Regions from separate parts of the Homo sapiens genome. Here region 1 is linked to region 2. The links are chromatin contacts, found by POLR2A ChIA-PET in ENCODE. All regions are on one chromosome and are shown on one strand. Each heading gives the region's core, a stretch centred on a gene start or an enhancer-like site at or near the end of the contact. The rest is flanking DNA. Distances are from core to core; before and after follow the strand shown. Region 1 holds the start of C1orf50 (chromosome 1 open reading frame 50). Region 2 holds the start of MIR3659HG (MIR3659 host gene).

Region 1 (6,729 bases), core at 1,401-3,900, 4.7 Mb after region 2:
GTTGAGAGTTCAACGAGATAATATGCAGCCTGTAATACATGGTGCTGGGCACAGATTAAGTGCTCAATAAATTTTAGGTGGTATGATTAATATGCTAAGAAAACTTATTTTCTTATCATTGGTACTAGTAAAGGCACACTAAAGGAGTCAGCCCTGGTTAGGTGACCCAAGGTAAATAACTCCCCATCTCTGTACCTCAGTTTCTTTAACTGTAAAATTAGAAATTTTTTCAGGTCTGTCCCTTTCATGGAATTACTCTAGCTCTTGTGTCTTTCAGCGCTGCTCCTGCCTTTCTCTGTTCTCCCTCATGTCCTCACTCCTCTCTCCACCCCCAGCCTTCTTTACTCTCTAAGCACTGAGGTACTTAACCTCCTCTCTTGTGGACAAATGTCTGCCTCCTAATCAAGTGCCACCACTTTCTCCTTCTTCCAAGGCTCATTCACCATGGCTTCCAGAATAAGCGTTTTAAAACCCAAATCTGAGGATGGCTCCCTGCAGTCCGCAGAATTCTCTTCCAAATCTGGCCTCACTGACTTTTCTAGCCGCCTCTCCTACTACTCCCCACACACATCTCGACATTGCAATCACAAGAGTTCATTTTTTTTCCTGAATACATCATGCTTTGGTTCTACTTTTCTCTCTATCTGGAGGAGCCTTCTTTCCTCTCCCCCTGGCAATACTTAGGGCAGGCTTCAATATTACCTCTTCTTTGAAGTCTAATTTCTCTGAGATAAAGCTAGAGTCTCCCTCCTTTGTGCTCCCGCAGCCCTAAGTATATGCCCTTGCAGTAGCCCTTACTACAGTAACTCTTAACAGCAAAGCAAGACAAAGCAAAGACGTTAGTCGAGCATTTAATTACTTGTACAAGAACTGGAATGCAGTAGGTATGCAATACATGTTTGTCAAATAGTTTTAGAAAGTGCTATGATGAAGCGACATAACCAAAGACATAACGCAATTATTTTGATTTCAAGTCCAGCGCTCTTCCGAGTAACTAGGAAAAATGAGGGGAACTGTGTAGGCAGAATGCTGTGGAGGGGTGGAAATCTGAGGTCCCCAAGAGTCTCTAAGTGTCTCTTTAGATCGAATCGAAGGTCTTTTAAACAACAGATATACCAGATATAATGCACAACTCTTTCTCCCCCCACCCCCAATACAGTGGGACTAATAACAGCATCTACCTGACAAGATATTATGAAGATTAGGGCAAATGCGTTAATAAATGCAAACTGCTTAAAATAGTGCCTGGAAGTATGTGCTGGCTATCATCATCATCATCATCGTCACCATCACCACCACCAAACAAGCCTGGAACGCTCCAAGCCCAAGTGTACACTTGGACACATGGCACTCTGGCATTCCGAAAAATACTCATTTTCTTTGTAAACCTGGCAGACTAGCCAGAGGGTCCCCCCCCCGCCCCCACACACACACAGAAAGGGCCAGGCAGCCCCTGCTGGCGACGTGGCAACCTCACATCCTGAAAGAGAGCTGCTGAATCAAACAGCAGGAAAAGCACCACTGGAAAACCAACCGGAAGGGAGATATTGTAGACCGCTACTAGCTTCTCACTCGGACACTTACAATGACATCAGAATGGGAGACCCAAACTGCCGCTTTAATTCCTTCCAGGAGATTTCCCAGGGAACAAAATGGCCATGAGTTTTGCTTGGCCTGTGCCCTAACCCCAGGCTGGACCTTTGGGGTTAGCATCTGCCCATGCGAACTGGGCGAGGAAGGTCTCCTGCCAGGGAGCAGCTCTCCCCGGCTCCGAGGAGAGCTCCCCAGCCAGGAGGCCACTTTCCCCTCCCTGCGGACACTTCCCCGATCCCCCAAGCTCCTCAGGTCCCCTGCAACACTCCTCTCCCCAGAAGGACCCCGGCCGCCTGGTTCCAGGCAGGTCTGCACCTTGAAGTAGGCGACCTGCAGGTAGTTGTAGGGGCTCCGCTTGCGGAACTCCAGCTCCATCTCTTCGCTGAGCGAGTGGGCGGCCGGCGGCCCGAGGCAGCGGCGCAGGCAGGCAGCGCGACGCAGAAGGCCCCCGAAGAAGCTCAGGTCGCGCAGGGCGGCGGCGCCCGAGGCCTGGGCCGGGCTGGGGGACCAGTCGGGGTCCAGCTCCCACGGGAAGTCGGCGGCACACTGGGTGCGGCAGCGCAGGCGAAGGGCGCGGAGGGCTGCCCGGGAGCGCAGCGCCCGTTCCATGCTCAGGACCACCCCGGGCCAGTCCCCGCGCGCGTAGGCTGCGGTCCCCTCGGCGAAGAGCAGATCAGGCGTCACCATGCCCCATCCTGCCTCGGACTCGACCTCGGCTTGGGAGGCAGCGGCCACGACAGCCAGCAGTGTGGTCAGCAGCTTCAACGCGCGTACCGCCATCGCTCCCTCAGACCTAACGGAACCGCCAGCCACCCGCCACCAAGGCCGGAGTCCTACCCCCGGCGAAGGCCCGCCCCCGGGCGAAGCCCCACCTTCCAAGCCGGGCGGCGCATGCCCACGAGGCTTGCACCGCCTCTTTTCCTTTCAGTCAGCCCGGATCCCCCCACCGGCCCTCAGCGAATCCCGGCGCGTCAGCCGGAGCCCCGCCTCCGAGCTCAGGCCTTGCTCAGTCGAACTGACGCCCAGTAGACAAGAAAGACGGAAGCTCCGCCCACGCGCCTTTATGCGCAGGCTCTTCCTACTCGCACAGCCCAGGGAGTGGGGAGGATAAGGCGCTGTCATGGAGGACGCCGCCGCGCCGGGGCGGACCGAGGGGGTCCTTGAAAGGCAAGGAGCGCCGCCAGCTGCAGGCCAGGGAGGTATGCGGGGCGGGAGTCAGCAGGGGGAAGTCAGCTCCCGCGAGGCAGCCGGTCTCGGGGCTCCGCGGGAGGCCGACGGCGGGAGCTCACGGCTTGTGTTCCTGGGTGTGTGTCGCAGGAGCCCTGGTGGAGCTCACCCCGACCCCCGGCGGCCTGGCCCTGGTGAGCCCCTACCACACCCACCGGGCCGGGGACCCCTTAGACCTCGTGGCGCTCGCAGAGCAGGTGCAGAAGGTGAGGAGGCGCGGCCGGGGCAGCGAATAACCATCTTCGTTCACGTTGTACTCTGCGTCTTTCGGCTCAGACCTCACTACCACCTATGGTGGGGGTGGCATTTGCTCTTGTCTCCATTTTACAGACGAGTAAAGCCGACTGTCATTGTGAGTCGGTGGCCTGATTCGAATGACCTTCTGGGACCAAAGGTTCCTCTAACTGCAACTTGAGTGCCCATAATCTTCCTTCGTGGGAAGGTTTACACAACACTTTAGTGTTCATTATTTCATTTGCACCTTAGGACAGCCTTGTGAGGTAGGCAGTACAGAGTTATTCTTCCCATTTGACACAAAGAAAAGTTCTTCGGGAAGTTTCAAGGTCCGCTTATTTTAAGCTGCTTCCCATAAGATCTTTGTTACCTGAGAGTTTAAACATCTTCTAGCAGGGCAAGGACTCCAAGTTTAGTCCTCATTAAACACAGTATTCCCAAGCCCAGTGTTTATATATGGATGGCCAAAATAAGTCAAATAAGGAGGAAATGTGAAATAATGGAAAAAACACTGGAAGTTTGGACACATGAGTATTAATCCCACTTTTGATACTAACTTGCAGTGCGACTTAAGGCAGATTACTTCTCTCTGGACCTCAACTATTTTATCTGTGAAGTGAAAGGTTTGAAGTAGTAGAGCTCCAAGATCTAAAGTTTTGTCATTATTCAATGAAAAACCAGATTCCTTCTTATCTCTTATCAAGACTTCCAGTTGTACACCCTCTTCAGTGTCCACAGATGGAGGGTCCTGCTGTTTTAAAGATTATCATGGCCCCTTATCCCTGTATACACTATCAGATTTGGCCTTGATTATGTTCCAGGGTCTTTGCTTTGCCCAAAATTATTTAATGTGCTCAAATTCCCTCACATCTCTTTTTTTTTCAATGATCCTAGAAATCCTTCGAATCCTTTTTTTTTTAAAATTAAGAAAAATTCAGATACGCAGAAAGCTCCTTTAATTCAAAACTTGGCTTTCTTCTTTTTGAAGAGCTGGGGAGCAAAGTGCAACTTTTATTTATTAAGAGAATATGCATCTAGTTAATCAGATTACTCTTATTGGGAGGGAGGTTGGCAGGGACAGAATCTTGTGCACACAACGTATTCATGTGCTATTGAATGACTATCGTGTTTATTACGATGGCCTGAACAGATGGAAGAAAGAACACAGTTTTTGTCTTTCATCCTATAATCTTATGAAATACAGAGGATGCATTATTATGCTGCCTCTGTTTCCCCAATACAATCTGTATTTGAGAAGCTGAAGAAAAAAAAAACTTTAGAGACAAACAAATTGAATCAAACATATTAACTATCTAAAATGTACTTTTTGGCCAGGTGCCGTGGCTCACACTTGTAATCCCAGCACTTTGGGAGGCCAAGGTGGGTGGATCATTTGAAGTCAGGAGTTCGAGACCAGTCTGGCCAACATGGTGAAACCCCGTCTCTACTAAAAGGTGTGGTGACTCATGCCTGTAGTCTCAGCTACTCGGGAGGCTGAGGCATGAGAATCGCTTGAGCCCAGGAGACAGAGGTTGCAGTGAGCCGAGATCGCACCACTGTACTCCAGAATTGGTGACAGAGTGAGACTCTTAAAAAAAAACAAAAAAATGAGGCTGGGTGTGGTGGCTCACGCCTGTAATCTTAGCACTTTGGGAGGCTAAGGCGGGAGGATTGCCTGAGCTCAGGAGTTGGAGACCAACCTGGGCGACATGTGAAACCCTGTCTCTACTAAAATACAAAAAATTAGCCGGGCATGGTGGTGTGTGCCTGTAGTCCGAAGCTACTCTGGAGGCTGAGGCGGGAGAACTGCTTGAACCTGGGAGGCAGAGGTTGCAGTGAGCTGAGATCACACCACTGCACTCCAGCCTGGGTGACAGAGCAAGTCTAAAAAGAAAAAAAAATGGTGGTGGGCTGGGTGCAGTGGCTCACGCTTGTAATCCGAGCACTTTGGGAGGCCAAGGCGGGTGGATCACGAGATCAGGAATTCAAGACCAGCCTGGCCAACATAGTGAAACCCTGTCTCTACTAAAAATACAAAAAATTAGCCGGGCATGGTGGCAGACGCCCGTAATTCCAGCTACTCATGAGGCTGAGGCCGGAGAATCACTTGAACCTGGGAGGCAGATGTTGCAGTGAGTGGAGATTGTGCCACTTCACTCCAGCCTGGGTGACAAAGTAAGACTCCGTCTCAAAAAAAAAAGTACTTTTTTAGCAAGACTGACCCAGGTATTGGTGTGTGTTCAGAAAGCTCAGGAGGCCTGGTATTAAGGCATGAATTTTGGAATCTGACCTGTGTTCAGATCCTTTGCTGTTTATTATCTGTGAAACCTTGGACAGGTTGCCTCATGTCTGTGAGTCTTAATTGCTAAAATGAGAAAGTGAGGTTATCATCTCCAGCGTCATAAAGGTGTTGTGAGAAGTAAATGAGATGAATGTAAAGGGCCTCAGAGTAGTTGAGGCCAGGGTTAGTGCTTAGTAGTTGTAGGTACTCTTCCCTTCCTTTCTTTTTTATGAGGCTCTTTTGTTTTTAAGTTGTTCGTGAAATATTTTGCATTTTTTTTGTTTGTTTCTTTTTTCCTTTTTTTGGACCTCAGACTAATCCATATTTTGCATTTTATATTAACTCTTCAAAATATAAATTCAAATTTTGTTTATGAGATTTATTGCTAACACCTTAAGAAAAGGGAGGGTTATTATAAGGCCACCCCTAATCTGGAACTACCTTAGCTCTAGAAATACCTACTCTCTCCTTGGCCATATATGGCTCCTCCTTTCTTTCTTTCTTTTTTTTTTTTTTGAGATGGAGTTTCGCTCTTGTTGCCCAGGCTGGAGTGCAATGGCGCCATCTTGGCTCACAGCAACCTCTGCCTACCGAGTTCAAGCAATTCTCCTGCCTCAGCCTCCCAAGTAGCTGGGATTATAGACATGTGCCGCCATGCCTGGCTAATTTTGTATTTTTAGTAGAGACAGGGTTTCTCCATGTTGGTCAGGCTGGTCTCAAACGCCCGACCTCAGGTGATCCATCCGCTACGGCCTCCCAAAGTGCTGGGATTACAGGTGTGAGCCACCACACCTGGGCTTTCATTCTTGGAACAAAATGCAAATTCTTTTACCATGGGCTACAAGACTGCACAATCTGGTCTCTGCTCTCTTTTTAAACCCTGTTCTACACATTGCCCATCACTAACTACTCTTCAGCTGCACTGGCCTCAAATGCCTGCAAACTTTTTTTTTTCCAGCTTTTTTCATGGTCGGTCCTCTCCTTTCATTTAGACCCAAGTCAAATGTTATATCCTTGGTGAGGCCTTCTTGTCTGAAGAAGACCGTACCCTACCCCATCCAAATGACAGTATTATTAAATTGAATTCAAATACCTCTAGGCTACATATACTTTCCAATTCCCCACCACTCCCTATTATTAAACTTCATAAAAATGAAGTAGCTTTTTTACTTAACTCATTTGTTATCTTTAACCTGCTTCTACGACATAATTGTGGTTATTTCCTTCATAACAGTGCATTGTTATGAGTACATATAATATTAGCTTTAATCATCTTTACTTTTTGGTATCTATTACTCACTGGAGCTGTGCTTTAGGTAGCCACTAGCAACATTATGTCTGTTAAGCACTTGTGTTACGTTGTTAGTGTGGCTGAGGAACCGAATTTTGTATTT
Region 2 (6,737 bases), core at 1,935-4,434:
TCAAAAAATAATAAAAATAAAATAACAAAATTTAAATTCAAACCTTAACAAACAGAAGAAGAAACGGAGAAGGGGGAAGCTCCAAACACATCCAGAAAATAAATAGAGATGGGTCAGAAATTCGGAAATCATATTAAAATATCTTTTTCGGATTAGTCAGTGTACAAAATCCTTTAGGGTAGGAAGGAAGGGTAACCCGGAAAACCAAAAATAAAAACCAAGCACAAAATGTTTCTTCTCCCCGCCAGTGTGTACATATCTCACATATTTACATGGTTCCCACCTCACCCCAAACTTGGGGAATTTCTCTCCCGGCCTCCCCTGGCATCCCGCATCCCGGCGGGCTGGAAAGGGAGCAGAGGGAAGCTGCAGGGAATCAGGCGGAGGGTTCTCAGGGAACGGCTTATTTCTACAGCTGGTTAAAAAACAATCTCTCTAACTTTTCCAAGTTTCGTTTGGTGTGGCCAGGAGGGCAGGGCCCCGCGGGGAGCAGGGGCCGCGCTATGCGGCGGTCGGTCTGCAGCAGGGCAGAAGCCCCTTCCCGTCTGGGTGTGTGGGAGCGCAGACCCCTCCGGCGTGGCCGGGAACCAAGCCGGGGCTCGGATGAAACGAAACGAAAAATGAACACTCGAATTTTTTTTGTTAGTTTTTTTTTTTTTTTTTTGCTTTTTTTTGGGGGGAGGGTAGGGTAGGGAAATATAAGGGGAAAAATAAATTAGGCTAGATTAAAGCTTTGGCTATTTCCTGCTTTTATACACAGACGCGGCTCTCGCGACCTCCCCTCCGGGGCCCCGATAAATACAGTATACTGCGATTTAAATTAAGGGCGCGGGCGGAGTTAGAAGGACCCCAGGAGCCGAGAGGCTCCACGAATAAATAAAAACCGTAAAAAACCAAGCCCGGAGAAAGGGGAAAGCGGGGTGGGGCGCATCCTTATAGGAGAGAAGAGGCGTGTAGCGAATAAAGTGACAGCCCCCCACCCTGGACCCGCAGGCTCAGGAGTCCACGCGGGGAGAGGGGATGGAGAACTCTCCTCGCTTCGTCCTCTCTCCCGGGGAATCCCTAACCCCGCACTGCGTTACCTGTCGCTTTGGGGAGGCCGCTGCCGGGATCCGGCCCCGAACAGCCCGGGGGGGCAGGGGCGGGGGTCGTCGAGGGGATGGGGGCAGAGAGCAGGCGGCGGGCAGGATGCCCGGGGTGAGTTGGCGAGTTCCGGATCTTCGCTCCTCTCTCCCGGGGCTCGGGCGACGCAGCCTACCGGGCTGTCTTCGCCGCTCACCGGAGAGGGTCGTCCGGGTGTTTGGTTTTGTTCGAAAGTTTCTGGGCTTTTTTTTTTTTTTGTAAAATCCAAAGCAACCGAACAAAAAGAGTCCAGGCCGCGCGGGCGGGCTGCGCGCCCGCGCCCTGCAGCGCGCCGGCGGGGGCCCGGCCCGCGGGGTCACTGCACTGAGCCGGGCAGTGTGTGGTGGTGGTGGTGGTGCAGCGCCGCCGGCGGGGGCGGTGGGGGCGCGGAGGGTGGCGATGCGCCGCCCCCGCCAGGCCCTAGCTCCCCAGGCGCGTATACATCGTCCATGGGCGGGTGGCCCGCGCCGGCCGCAGGGGTCATGCGCTTCTCCTTCTGCCGCCGGTTGCAGAACCAGACGCGCACCACCTCCTTCTCCAGCTGCAGGCTGTCTGCCAAGCCGGTGATCTCGTGCGCCGAGGGCTTGGGGCACTTGAGAAAGTGGCTCTCGAGCGCGCCTTTGACCCCCACCTCGATGGACGTGCGCTTCTTGCGCTTGCGGCCCTGCGCCGCGATCTTGTCCAGGTTGGTGGGGCTGCCGCTGGACGAGTCGGTCTCCTCCAGCCACTTGTTGAGCAGCGGCTTGAGCTTGCACATGTTCTTGAAGCTCAGCTGCAGGGCCTCGAAGCGGCAGATGGTGGTCTGCGAGAACACGTTACCGTAGAGCGTGCCCAGCGCCAGCCCCACGTCGGCCTGCGTAAAGCCCAGCTTGATGCGCCGCTGCTTGAACTGCTTGGCGAACTGCTCCAGGTCGTCCGAGCTGGGCGCATCCTCGTCCGAGTGCTCGCCCACCGATGAGCCGCCGCCGCCCGCGCCCGGGTGCAGGTGCGCCGCCGCCGCGTGCAGGCCGCCCGCGTGTGCATGTCCGTGTGCGTGTCCGTGGGCGCCCAGATGCGGCGGCGGCGACGGCTCCAGCTGCGCCTCGTGGCCATCCTCGTGCAGCGCGTGGTGCAGGCCCGGCCCCGCGCCGCCACCGCCCGCCGCCAGCATCCCGGCCAGGCCGCCGCCGCCGCCCCCCGGGTAGGCCGCCTGCGCGTACAGCCCGAGCGGCTGGGGCTGGTGGCCCCCGCTGGCCCCGGGCGAGGGCGACATGGCCGGGCCCAAGTGGTGCGCTGTGCTGCCCTGCGCCCATGCCGCGCCCGCGTGGGCCGCCCCCTGGTGCACCAGGCGCGCGTGGAAACCTCCGCCGCCGCCGCCGTCGTCGGCTCGGCCGGTGCCGCCGCCGCCTGCCTTGCCGTGTTCTAGGTGCGGGCCGCCGGCCCAATCGCCGCCGCCGCCTCCTCCCGTGGGTAGCCACTGGGGGTGCGCTAGGCCCACGGGGTGGCCCGCGCCCGCGCCCAGCCACTCGTGGTGCATCAGCTTCTGCACTTCGCGGTACGCGGCCCCTGCATGCAATCGCTCCGCGGCCGCCGCCGCCGCCGCCGCCGCCGCGGCGTCCGGGTGCATAAGCGGCCCGGTGCCCCCGGCTCCGCCACCGGGGCCCCGCGGCAGGTACTGCGCGGTGGTGGCCATGCCGCCCCGCGCCCTGCGCCGCGCCGCCGCCGCCGCTCCGCTCCGTCTGCGGGCCCCGCCGCCTCGCTCCGCCGGCTTAAAGCCCCGACCCGCTCGGCGCTCCGGAGCCCCACCCCGCCCGCCGCCCATTGGCTGCCCGCGGAGCTGCCTCCCGCCTCCCCTGCCCGGCCCCCGCCCCGCGCGCCCGCCCGCCACCCTGCCCGGCCGCCCAGAGCTCTCCATTGGGCGTCGCTCCCGGGGTCCCGCGCGCCGGCCGTGCTGATTGGCCGCTGGGGCTTCATTCACGGCCCCCCTACCGTCCGCGTACACACTCACGCCCCGGGGGCGCGGCCGCCACGTGGGGAGTGGCGCGGGGGTGGCCCTGGGACCGCACCCCCTCTCGTCCTGGCTGTGTGGGCCCCGCTTTCCCCCAGCGCTGGAGACTCCGAGCCCGGCCGGTCCCACATTCCACGCGAGCTGAATTCCCGCCCGCATCCCGCCCGGGCAGCAGGGATTGCCGGCTCCGGGAGGCGCTCGGGCTCCGAGAAGCGGCTCAGCCCCGCGCCCCTCCCTCCTCAGTACCGCTGCCGGCGGACCAGGATTCCCGCGGGTCCTGGCGGCTGCGAGCGCGAGGCGGCGCGGATTCGCGGCTCGGTTCCGGCGCGACTGCTCACCGCGCCCGCCTCGCCTCCCGCGGCTGCCAGCGTGCACTGGGCGCTCCTCGGCGCGTCTGCCCGGCCCGTCTCGGCTTTCCTTCTCCTTCCTCTAGTCCCAGCGTCACAACTCCGCCGACCTCCTCTGCCCTGAGAGCGCGTCCGGTGCGGGCGGAGTCGGACGGACTCTGGCTTCACGCCTCGCGCGGGCACACCTTCTCCCGGGCACTGAGGCCCAGGTGAGTACCGCGCGGGCAGCTGGGGCTGGGACGGCGGGCGGCAGCGGTTCTACAGTCCTACGCGAGCCCCTGGTACCCGGCCGCGCTCCGGGGTTCCAGAAGGAGAAGATCTCGAGGTGGAGACTGTGGCTCCGGGGAAAACGCTGCTGGCAAGGGCGCTAGTTGGGGGTGGACGTTGGGCCCAGGGGTATCTGACCTGCGCCGCTGCAGCCTTCTCGCTCCTTCTCCCAGCTTGAACGGCTCATCGGCTGTGGTCGTGGTGGGATCACGCCCCGGGAGAGGAGAAGGATGGGCTCAGGGAAGGGGCTCGGGCTCTCCAGAAATCCGGCGTGCAGGCCGGGAGCTGTCCAGCCTCGCTAAGAGCCCTGGGCTAGAGTTTGCCCGGACTTGCCTGGAGCTGCTGAAAAGGGAATTGAGATTGAGGAGGCCTTGTTGGAAAGGTGGGCAGTGGAATTTAGCTACCTCCTCACGCCCCAGCCCTTGAGGACTCCCTGAAGGATCTTGAGTGGAGTCGGACCTCACTGCAGTTCCTTTGTGCCTTCTTACCCGACCTTGGGCCCCAGGCTGAGGGTACTGAGCTGTGTTTTCTCCTCTTCCCCACACCGAGGCTTGGGTCCCAGGGAGTCTTCAGCTGCCAGTCCTCCCTCTTTTCTCTCCTGGATCTAGCCTCAAGTGGATTTATAGCTTACAGGGCCCTGGGGTCCCAGATCACAGAACTGAGCTGGGGGCCCACCTAGGGCCCCACTGGGCAAATCAGGTCTGTGGAATAAATCCTTAGATTGAAAAAAGTTGCTGGGGGCTCAGGTGGCAGCTGCCATTGGAACGATCCAGGGCGGCTGGGACAGAGTTGACAGTGACAGGGGTCACCCTGGGCACAGACTTTGATCATGTGGGCCCTGAATGCCCTAGGACCAGCCAGGGAAGGAGTGGGACAGAGCAGGGCCCTTATCCTGCCATTGGCCACTGTCCTGAGCAGGCTCCGTGGTCCCACCCTAGCTGTAAGAGCTGCGATGGAGCTCTGTGTCTGAACCGAGCTAGAGATACTGGGCTTTCCTGGACTCTGGCCCAGGGAATGGTCACCTTGAGGCAGCCCAGGTCTTTCACCTTTCCCAGGCCTGGGAGGTAGGAGGAAGACTGGGAATTCCGCAGTGAAGTCCATGCTCGTGCCAGCCCTAACCAGGCCTGTGTGATATTGAAGCTTGGGCTTTCAACCTGGAGCTGCCATCATCTCCCTGGGCAAGAGTAACTCTGGTCTAGCCTTCCTAGCTCTTGGTTTTCCTTCCTGTATGTTGGGAATAACAGTACTATAGGCAGCCCACCTGTCTCACTAAGGTAGGTCAGATAGTTATGTGAGACAACGGGGGTGTAAAGCTCTCAGATAGGTGTTTACTTTGGTCGTTTCCATTGTTGCTGTTCAGTGACAGGCAAGGCATTCCCCCTCTCTAACTAAATCTCAGTTTCTCCACCTGTAGCGTGGGATTGCAGAGGTTTGGACCAGTCGACCTCTCTGGCACTTCTCACTCTCATGGTCTGTGATTCTGTGAATCTGTCTCAGTTCCTGTTGAAGGAAGTCTGGACAGCGGGCAGGTGTTTTGATTTCCAGCCTTTGGAATTGCCACTGAGGCTGGAAGAACAATGACCAACAGGCACGGATTTTTTTTTTTTTTTTAAATTATACTTTAAGTTCTGGGATACATGAACAGAATGTGCAGGTTTGTTACATAGGTATACATACAGGCACAGTGTTTTAGCAAGTACTTTTACCTGTACCTCTCAGCCCTGTGAGAGAGCACTGAGATTATTATCTTCATTGCCTAGATGAGGGACCCAAAATTTGTCCAAGGGCACAGGACCTGTGAGTTTTCACTCATCATTCCCCTCATTACCGTGGGATGGGGGTCTATGGAGGCAGCAGCTTTGGCTGGCACAGCAAAGAGAGCCCTTGGCCCTGTTTCTGGTAGGTCTCAAGGGCAGGCCAGGGCCTGCTGGGGCTCCTGAAACCGTCTTCCCATGTCTGTGCTGAATTGAGGGGCATCAGCAGTAGAGCAGTAGCGAGGCTTCTAGGTTATCAGCTTGTCACCCAGCAAATCAAAGTCCCAATCCCACCATGTCCTTTAGCAGCCCTGTGACTTTGTGTGAGCCACATTGCCTCTTGGAGCCTAAGTTTGTGCATCTTACAGTGAGAACAATAATGCCTGCTTTTCAGGATTGCTCTGAGGCTCCACAGATGAAATAAGGCATGCAATTTAGGTGCCCTTTAAATGTTAGATGCTGGCCTGGGCTGGAAAGCAGTTTGAAGCAGGAAAGATATAATTCTTTTCTCTGCTTTGGAAATTTTAGACCTTCTACAGGGATATGGGTTTGGTCTTGAGTCAGAATTTTCTTGTGTTTGAGTTAAGTTTCCCCCAGGAAGTCTTGACATCACTCTTAAGATTCTGTGTGGGACACTAGGGCTGAGACATGGCCACTGGTAGAAACATCTGCAGCTGAGCAACCCCTTTGTCCTGCAGCACCACCTTCTTAGGCCCTGGGGAGAACTCATCCTCAGACCCACAACACGTAGGCAGGGTGTACACACAGAGGTCAGACATCCACGTGACCCATGCAGACACAGAGTGGTGTGGGCATGAGAACAGGTGTGCACACACACACACACACACACACACACACACACAGATACAACCATGCAATTTAGCACAGGACTGAATGTACGGATTCACAATAGGAACACACAAACTTGCACCATTAGGCTGAATATTGATAGTCACACAAAGCAACACCCAGTGGTAAATACAGGCATGTGTCTAAATGGGGAGATACACAGAACCCACACATAGGCTGAAATAGGCTGAAGTAGGCACTGCTTTGCTGACACAGAGATACATGAAACCTAACAGGCTCTTGGGGCCACAAACATGGAGACTCTCAGCTGGTGTGCCGAGTCACACACATAGGCATACCATCATACTCACACACAAGAGCACGTGGAGCCAGCCATGCACACCCTCTCACCCAGATGCACAAAGAGGCTTACCCCACACATCACAGAGACACACAGACATATCTACCCAC

The links. ChIA-PET counts read pairs that join two places held with the same protein, here RNA polymerase II (POLR2A).
Region 1: POLR2A ChIA-PET joins it to region 2 with 12 read pairs in activated CD4-positive, alpha-beta T cell. The contact joins the promoter of C1orf50 here to the promoter of MIR3659HG in region 2. POLR2A ChIA-PET finds 5 or more read pairs at or near these places in 2 of 52 experiments (GM10248 and activated CD4-positive, alpha-beta T cell).

Annotation. Positions count from the first base shown.
Region 1 is chr1:42,764,599-42,771,327 of GRCh38, forward strand. C1orf50 (chromosome 1 open reading frame 50) reads left to right here and starts at 2,651. Exons shown (of 5, transcript NM_024097.4): 1 at 2,651-2,792; 2 at 2,911-3,026. The coding sequence starts at 2,714. P3H1 (prolyl 3-hydroxylase 1) reads right to left here and starts at 2,430. Exons shown (of 15, transcript NM_022356.4): 1 at 1,909-2,430. The coding sequence starts at 2,373. RefSeq lists an enhancer at 1,689-1,808 and silencers at 2,069-2,178, 2,799-2,938.
Region 2 is chr1:38,043,950-38,050,686 of GRCh38, forward strand. It overlaps MIR3659HG (MIR3659 host gene), which reads left to right and starts at 3,185. Exons shown (of 5, transcript NR_168386.1): 1 at 3,185-3,665. POU3F1 (POU class 3 homeobox 1) reads right to left here and starts at 2,844. Exons shown (of 1, transcript NM_002699.4): 1 at 1-2,844. The coding sequence starts at 2,794. The coding sequence ends at 1,439. RefSeq lists a silencer at 2,905-3,234 and enhancers at 3,147-3,647, 3,648-4,148.